Linked DNA regions of Homo sapiens: region 1 is linked to region 2. A link is a contact called in ENCODE Hi-C data. All regions are on one chromosome and are shown on one strand. The core of a region is the stretch at or near the end of the contact, and the rest is flanking DNA. Distances in the headings are between cores, read along the strand shown. Region 1 holds the start of ELOVL4 (ELOVL fatty acid elongase 4). Region 2 overlaps BCKDHB (branched chain keto acid dehydrogenase E1 subunit beta).

Region 1 (3,977 bases), core at 132-2,631, 220 kb before region 2:
CTGCAAAAGGACCAGAAAAATTGACCTCGTAAAATCATTTCTGAAATCCTTTAAACCTTATTTTAGATTTCAAAGACTTTTAAATGCTTTAAAATCAAAAGCAGCGAAGCAAATGAAGAAATAAACAGTACAATGTAAAAATATAATATCACAGTTGGACGCTAGGAAAGCTGCATAAATCAAACAATTGACAGCCCTGCCAAATTAACTGCAACAGCTAAAGAAAAGTTTGCTGATTTAAGAACTGTATATATGTAGGCATCTGGGACAACCTCTAGGTGTTGCTGTAGAGACCCCCTTCCTAAAGACTGATTTCTTCCCCGGTGTTTTGGCCTCCCCCTCCCCCTGACTGCACTGCAGTGCGCAAAGCCATTATAGACAATCACTTCAAACATATTTGCTGTTGAAAATGCCTCGGAAACTAACATTCTTCAAGGTTCAAGGAGCCAAACAATATTATTTTACTTTTCAGTCCGAATTATACTATAGATGAAGGAGCTAGATAGAAGAAAAGATTAGCAGGGTTCTGTCAAAGCGACCAGGAGGCTGAAGAAACCTCCTGTACCTTCAGCTGCCCCTGAAGCCCTCCTTCCTCCCCAGCCCGCTCTCCATACAAAATAGGACTAAATGTTAAAAGGAATCCTGTGCACGGGGAAGAGGGAGGCGAGCTCGGGAGATGTGGGAGCACAGGGTGGGGCGGCTCCTGCGAGGAGCTCCTGGCTGCACAGGCTCCATCTGATATGTCAGCTCCCGCATCCGAGAGCTGATGAGAGATGGAGGGAGCTCAGAAGAAAACCCTGCGAGTGTCGGGGGAGGGGAGGCCTTAACATTCGGATCAGATTAACCAGTGCTCAACCGCAGTGCCCGCGCCGGCCCCTCCGCTGATCCGCAGCATCCGAAAGCCGCAGGGCGCGGGGGCCTGTGGGGCCGGGCCCGGGAGCTGCGAGACCAGGGGCCGGTGACCCCCCGCGGGGGACCGAGCGAGGATGGGGAAGTCAGCGGCTTTACCTGCGATGGACCAGGTCCAGCGGTAGAACTCTACCGTGTCGTTGAGTGCCGTGGACACTACGTTTAGGACACTACCCGGCTCCGAGTCCAGGAGCCCCATCGCGGCGATGAGCGGGCGCTGGCGGCAGGAGAAAGCGGAGACCCAGAGAGAGGGCTGACCCCGGAGGCGGTGGCGGCCGACGGGGCGAGCGGCGGCCGGGAACCCCTCTAACGGCGGCGGCCCGGCTGCGTCTTCTCCTGCTCCTCAAGGCGCCGCGGCGGCGGGGATGCGGCAGAAGGCAGGGCCAAGCGGAAGGCGTCGTCAAGGTTCCCGGGAGAAAGACGAGGAGGTGGAGGAGGCCCAGCCGCCAGCACAGTGCGCTGCACCAGTCTGCAGCCTCGCGCAGCCGCCCCTCCAATCTCCTCAGCCGGCGTCACGTGGCCGCGCGCGGGGGCGGGGGGCCGGCCGCCCCTCCTCCCTCCCTCCCTCCCTAGTATTGGGACTCGCTGGCGTAGGGATGCTGCGCTCAAGGGTGCGACGCCAACTGGGCTCGCGCAGGCGCGCGCCGTCGAGCGGGAGCGGGACACCTGGGCTCCTCCTTGGCCCCTCCCCGCACAAGTCGCCTCATTAGCCTTCCCCGCCCCTGTCCCGGGCATCGGCCCCTGCGGAGGAGTTCACCGCCTCCCCACGGGTGATTTCTTATCCGCCCCGGATACGTCCTGGGAAACAGGACACGGGAAGAATGGGTGTTCTGTGGGCAAAGATGAGGTAGGCGTGGTGCTTTGGTCCTTACCTGACACTCACCTCGATTTCACTTGTGTTCCTGTTTCTTTGACCTCCACCAGCACATGCCTGTCACCATGACAAGAGAAGTGCATGTGTTATGCCTCTGAAGAAGTGAAGGGTATTTGTCTTCCATGCTTCAGCGATGGAGAATAGACTTTGGGGTCGACCCATGAACAAATCAACATATAATTGCATGAATGCTTGCATGTGTTTTGTAGACTCTTTTACTATACATGGAATGAACAAAGCAATATAATTGTGCTAAATTAGGCCATTAGTAGTTCAGAGAAGAGGGAGAACCGAGAGGGGCTTACAGGTGAAGTCCGCTTGAACCTGAAGAAGTTGAGGTGAATCTGAAAAAGATAATCGCTCAAGAGGCAAAGGGCAATTTAGTGTAGAGAGGAAAACAAAGTAATTGTGGCTATTTTGAAAAATTGTTTAGATAAGGTATAGGAGAGCCTACCCTTGAAAAGTAAAAAAAATACAGTACTTGGAATTCATAATTTGATGGTTTCTCACATAAAACAAGATTTTTGAGAATAGTCCTTTCATCTACTTGTTTTTTAAATGTGTCACCTACTTGTTTAACCTTTTCTCCACTTGCTCATTTTGGATGCTACATTTTAAAGACCAGTGAGTCAAGTGTCTTATTGTTCCTGCCCTTTCACACTGTTAATGTGAATACTATCTTTTATCATACTGAAATGATCTATTTCCCAATTGACCTGGTTATATATTGTCTATATTTTATATTGGAAGCATCCTAGATGGTAAGAATTATTTTTGGTTGCTTGATGAGTACCTAACCCAGTGCTATAAACAGTAATTAATAAATATTTATGATGACAAAAATATAACATGTCTTTCAGAGAATAATAAGGATTATTGTGAGTGGCAGGAACTTTATTGCCGAACTAAAGCAAACACAGACTTCTTTAAATGCCCTATTCTTGAAATTAACCAAATAAAATGTTAATTTATTAATTTGTCAAATATATTTGCAAATCTAAAGTTTTCTGGATTGGAATGACAATTTCTCAAGTCTCAATCCTAAATTATGTGTAACAGATTCTAGTAGCTATATAAAAAAAAGAAATCCAGTCAAGTCTCTTCATTTAGGGAGTGGATAAATACCCATTCATTTACAGTGATGATCTAACAAAGTTCGGATTAGTTCGAGCTTCACCTAAAAATTTGATTACTATTTCTATATTGTGGAATCCTGGAGTTTTTAGGGAGAACAGATCTCTACCCATACTTCCATTCACACACGCAAAACTGCAGCATAATACTTAATACAAGGAGAAATTGTTAAAACAGCTTCAGGTATTTCCCTGGTATTTCTTCTACCGTGGAGGTCAACTTAAGTCCCTATTCACTAGGGGGTGCCAGTCACGTATAAGAAAATCATAGATGAGATAACCTTCAGCTGGGAATGGCGGTCACACGGATATCACCGTGTCCACACTCCACCTGTAAGAGTAGAATGTTTATTTACATTTATAAGCTGTCTAAACATATACCAAGAACCAGAACATAAAACTTACCCAATCTGGAACCCTATTACCTGGCATGAATAAGTGGTTTGTAAATACCAGTGACTGCCCAGAACCAAAGCCTACCTTGTTTAGTTGTGCAAAGGGAGGGAAACCCGCATGTCTGCCACCTAGAATAACAGCCATCTAACCAAAATCTTGGTAGCATCATAACAGAGTAAAAGCAAATACAAGCAACAACAGCATCTGCAAACTTTGAGAACAGAGTTCTTTCATGTGGATCAAATGCAAATAGGATACAGTTACCTACAAAACCTAAAGGAGAGGACATTTTATCATAAATTTTTTTGTATAAAATAGCAATATTTTTTTCTTTTTAGAAACAGGGTCTCACTCTATCAGCTAGGCTGGATTGCAGTGGTGTAATCATAGGTTAGTGCAACATCGAATTCCTGGGCTCGAGCTATCCTCCTGCCTCATCCTCCTGCCTCAGCCTCCTAAATAGCTGATAGAGAAGGAGGACTGGCTGTGTTGCCCCGGCTGGTCTCAAATTCCTGCCTGCAAGCAATCCTCCTGCCTTGGCCTTCAAAACCACTGGGATTACAGGAGTGAGCCACCACACCCAGTACAAAATATTTTTAAATGTCCTACAGTCCATACAAGGTTAGCAACATAAATCAAGCTATCCATCTTTTTTTTCCTAGTCC
Region 2 (4,189 bases), core at 98-2,597:
GGCGTGGTCGTGGGCGCCTGTAATCCCAGCTACTCGGGAGGCTGAGGAAGGAGAATCACTTGAACCCAGGAGGTAGAGGTTGCAGTGAGTGGAGATTGTGCCACTGCATTCCAGCCGGGTGACAGAGCGAGACTACATCTCAAAACAAAAAAACCCAAAACTCTCTTGACCCCATATTCCCCTCTAGTGACTGCTCCCTTTCTCTTCTCTTCTCTCTCTCTCTTTTTTTTTTAAGACAGAATTTCACTCTGTTGCCCAGGGTGGAGTGCAGTGGTGCCATCTCAGCTCACTGCAGCCTTGACCTCCTGGGTTCAAATGATCCTCCCACCTTAGCCTCCTGAGTAGCTGGGACTACAGGCACGTGCCACCACACCCGGCTAATGTTTTTATTGTATTTTTTGTAGAGATGGGGTTTTGCTGTAGGGTCTTGAACTCCTGGGCTCAAGTGATTCTCCGAAAGTGGTGGGATTACAGGTGTGAGCCATAGCGCCTGGCTTCTTCTCTCTTTTATAGCACCGTTTCTCCATATAATTGTCACTACTCATTGTCTTCAATTTCTCTGCTTCTATTCTCTATTCTCACTTGAAGTCACTGCAATTAAGCTTTTTTTTTTTTTTTCTCTTCTCTCCTACTTTGCAGAAACGGTCATGTTAAGGTCACCAATGATAAAATCCTCAGTCCTCATCTCACTTTTTAATAGCAGTATAGACACAAGTTAATCACTCTTTTCTTGGAAACACTTCCTTTTGGGACAACACATTCTCCTCCTGGTTTTCCTCCAAACTCTGGCTTGTTTTCCTTCTCAACTTGGCTGATTTATGTCTCACCTGCTTGTCTTGTTAACATTGGAGTATCCAGGCTACAATCTTAGATCTCTTCTTTTCTCTCTATTTAAATTTACTAGGTAATCTTATCCCATCCCTTGTTATTAAATGCTGTCTTTATGCTGAAGACTTCCAACTTATATCCAACAGTCTAATTGATAGCTCTACCTGAATATCTGAGGGCATCTCAAAGTAAACATCTCCAAACCTGAGCTGCTGATCTCTCACCCAACATGCTTCTTCACAGTTTTCCCTTTCTCAGTTACTGGGAACTCTGTCCTTCAGGTTACCCAGGCCAAAAGACTTTGAATCATCCTTAGTATTGCTGTGACTCATACTGCACATCCATTTCATCAGCAAATCCTTTTAGCTCTATCTTTAGAGTATATCCAGAGTCTCACACCATTTCTCCACCTTCTCTGCTATTATGCATTGTTATCTCTTACTGGGATTATTGCAGTAGCAGATAATCAATCTTGCTGTGTCCACCCTTGCTATTGACAGGCTATTCACCAAATACGAGTCAGAAGGATCCTGTTGAAATGCAGCTCAGAGAATGGCATGACCGTACTCAAGAACTTCCTGTTTTTCTCACTCACCTGCTCTCTGACTCGCTCTCACAGTAAAAGAGGGTTTACAATGTCCTCCAGGGCCCTGCTTGATCATCTACCCATTCCATCCTGTAACTCCTTGACTTTATCTCCTACTACTCTTTCTTTTACTCTAGACCAGGCAATCTGGACTCCTTGCCCTTCCTCTGATATATTAAACATTTTCTTACCCCATGGTTTTTGTACTTGATGGTCGCTCTGCCCAGAATATTTATTCTCTCAGATATATGCATGGTACACATCCTCATTTATTTAAACCCTTTGCTTAACTGTCACCTCTCAGTGGGGTCTTCCCAATGTCCTTAAAAATCATAGTAGTTTCCCTCCCTCCATCACCTACTCCCCTGGTTCATCATCTAACAAACTAAATATTTCCTTCATTTATTTTGTTTTTATTGCATTTCTTGTGACTAGAATGTAAACATTCATGAGGAATGTTTTCGTTTTGTTTGCTGCTGTTAGGAAAGTGTCTGTATAATATTAAGTAGTTTAAAAACATTTGTTGAATAAATGTATGAATTATTATAGTCTTTTCAGTGTTATAATTTTTCTATTACACATAAGAAATGGAGCCTTAGAGTGTTTAGTAATCCGTGGAGGTAACACTTAAACCCAGGTCTTTCTTGGCTCATAGTGCAGTCACTCATGTATTTTTTCATCTATCAGGACACTTACAGGGTACTACAGGAACTTTACATTGGATGAATTGCATTATAAGATAGAGGAAGTCATCAATATTGTGTGTCTTATTTGTGCTCTTCTCCTCAATCAGTATCTGGGAGAAAATAGAAACCGATTTTTAACAGTTCATGTTGAAGCACTTTTTGCTACATCATAGAAACTTGTCAGAGAGACTTGTTAAACTATTTCCTCAAATCAAACATGTTTTGGGGTAAGAGAGTTCTGAGAAACTCACTTTTTTCTGCTTTCTATTGGCAACAAGGCTATATTTCTTACCGAGATGAAAAATATCTAAATCCCATGAACTAGCAAGGAATCAATAAGAATGCTGCTAGTTTGGTTAAGGTGGTTCAGGTATTCCAGGGCTGTGAATTCCATGGGAGACAGCTGGAATTTACGTTCATTTTCTACCACTGAGTTTTTGGTTCACTGGAATCATAGATTTTCAAAGATTATCAAGCTACTCACAGTCAAATAGGGAATTGATGAGGAATAGAGGTCACAATTTCAGAAGATAGTCACAGATCATGATGAGTATGAATCATGCTTTCAGTTTTTGCAGCTGCTTATAGCCTGGCAAACTACAGGATGTGTCTGGTCGGCATTTCCCAACACCTGCCCCATGTTTCGTTCATATTCAAAGGAAATGATTAAGCTAAAAGTGAATTCTATATATGAAAAAGAACTGGTATCCTTGGATTATGGAAGTGAAATATGAATACCAGGTTTCTCCCAAAACATTTGGTTACATGGCCAGACTGTGGCTATTGTCTTTGTCCACCCAGAATCCTGAAATTATAATTTCTAATGAAATTCTGGCATGAGCTGAGAGGTGGTGAAACGTCAAGTGAGAATTGAATTATACGCTAATAAAATTGTACCTAGTGGTTCGAATGGATCGTCTAAAGGGTTTATCAAACTTCTCTAATTTGAAGGGTCTCAAACTCCAAAATCTGCCTCCTTGTTGGTGGGCACAGCTCTTTTAACTGGGAGAGATTATTTGCTGCTGGGCTTTTGGAGTGTCCTGTGGGCACAAGTGTTGGCAAGGATTTGATCAGTTTTTGCACAGATTTTGGGGCTCCTCCATGCTGTGCCCTTCTTTTAGGGATTTAGTCTCTCAATTTTCAACCACTGGTAGCCACAGACTATTTTCTGACACCTCAGATCAACCAGACTGAGTCTATTTGTTTGAATTTTAGCTGTCCTGACTCATAGACTGGGGAGTCCTTTTGCAGGACAAGGCTTATGAACGTCATGGTCATCCACTGGGCTTAATTTCTTTCAAGAGTCAAGACTCCAGTTTATGCCTACTTTTGGCCCTTCAATGCCTTTAAATAGTTGTTTGTTTTATTTTGCCCAGAGTTTATAATCATTAAATGTGGAAAGGATAGTCTGAAAAACGCAACTCTGACATTACGTTCAGAACCTCAATAAGATATTTTGTATAGTTTTTTCATTATTATTCAATTTAAAATACCACTTTCTAATTTTCATTATAGTTTCTTCTTTGAGCTGTGAGTTACTTAGCTATTTATTAAAAAAAATTTCTAGCCAGGCCCGGTAGCTCATGCCTGTAATCCCAGCACCGTGGGAGGTCGAGGCGGGTGGATCACCTGAGGTCAGGAGTTCGAGACCAGCCTGGCCAACATGGTGAAACCCCGTCTTTCCTAAAAATACAAAAATTAGCTGGGTGTAGTGGTGGGCGCCTATAATCCCAGCTACTCGGGTGGCTGAGGCAGGAGAATGGCTTGAACTCAGGAGTCAGAGGTTGCAGTGAGCTGAGATTGCGCCATTGCACTCTAGCCTGGGTGACAAGAGCAAAACTCCATCTCAAAAAAAAAAAAAATTCTAACATAAGAATTTTTTGAATGATCTTTTTATTGATTTCTAACTTAATTACACTATGGTCAGAGAATATATGTAATTTTCATCTTTTAAAATTTGTTGAGATTGGATTTGTAGTCCAGTATATGGTCAATTGATGTCAGTGTTTTCTGTTTAATTGAAAAGGATTTGTATTCTTTGCTTCTGGGTGCAGTGTCCTTTGTATGTCAGTTAGGCCATGTTTGTTGA

What was found. A loop is a pair of places that touch in the nucleus more often than their neighbours do. Pooled maps may share reads with other maps.
Region 1: a pooled map shows a loop between it and region 2 (6-fold over the local background). The contact joins the promoter of ELOVL4 here to the enhancer-like site in region 2. A Hi-C loop is called at or near these places in 10 of 50 pooled maps.

The regions. Positions count from the first base shown.
Region 1 is chr6:79,946,172-79,950,148 of GRCh38, forward strand. It overlaps ELOVL4 (ELOVL fatty acid elongase 4), which reads right to left and starts at 1,382. Exons shown (of 6, transcript NM_022726.4): 1 at 1,009-1,382. The coding sequence starts at 1,108. LOC124901350 reads right to left here and starts at 3,462. Exons shown (of 2, transcript XM_047419628.1): 1 at 3,397-3,462; 2 at 1,216-1,840. The coding sequence starts at 1,644. The coding sequence ends at 1,216. LOC124901351 (a long non-coding RNA gene) reads left to right here and starts at 1,634. Exons shown (of 3, transcript XR_007059656.1): 1 at 1,634-1,756. RefSeq lists a silencer at 1,442-1,491.
Region 2 is chr6:80,162,709-80,166,897 of GRCh38, forward strand. All of the region lies in intron 3 of BCKDHB (branched chain keto acid dehydrogenase E1 subunit beta), which reads left to right. Among named protein-coding and RNA genes, the nearest start is that of BCKDHB, 58 kb to the left of the region's middle. Within about 2 kb of position 1,348, at least 6 of the 41 ENCODE cell types and tissues checked have a DNase peak (open chromatin) inside an H3K27ac peak, as active enhancers do.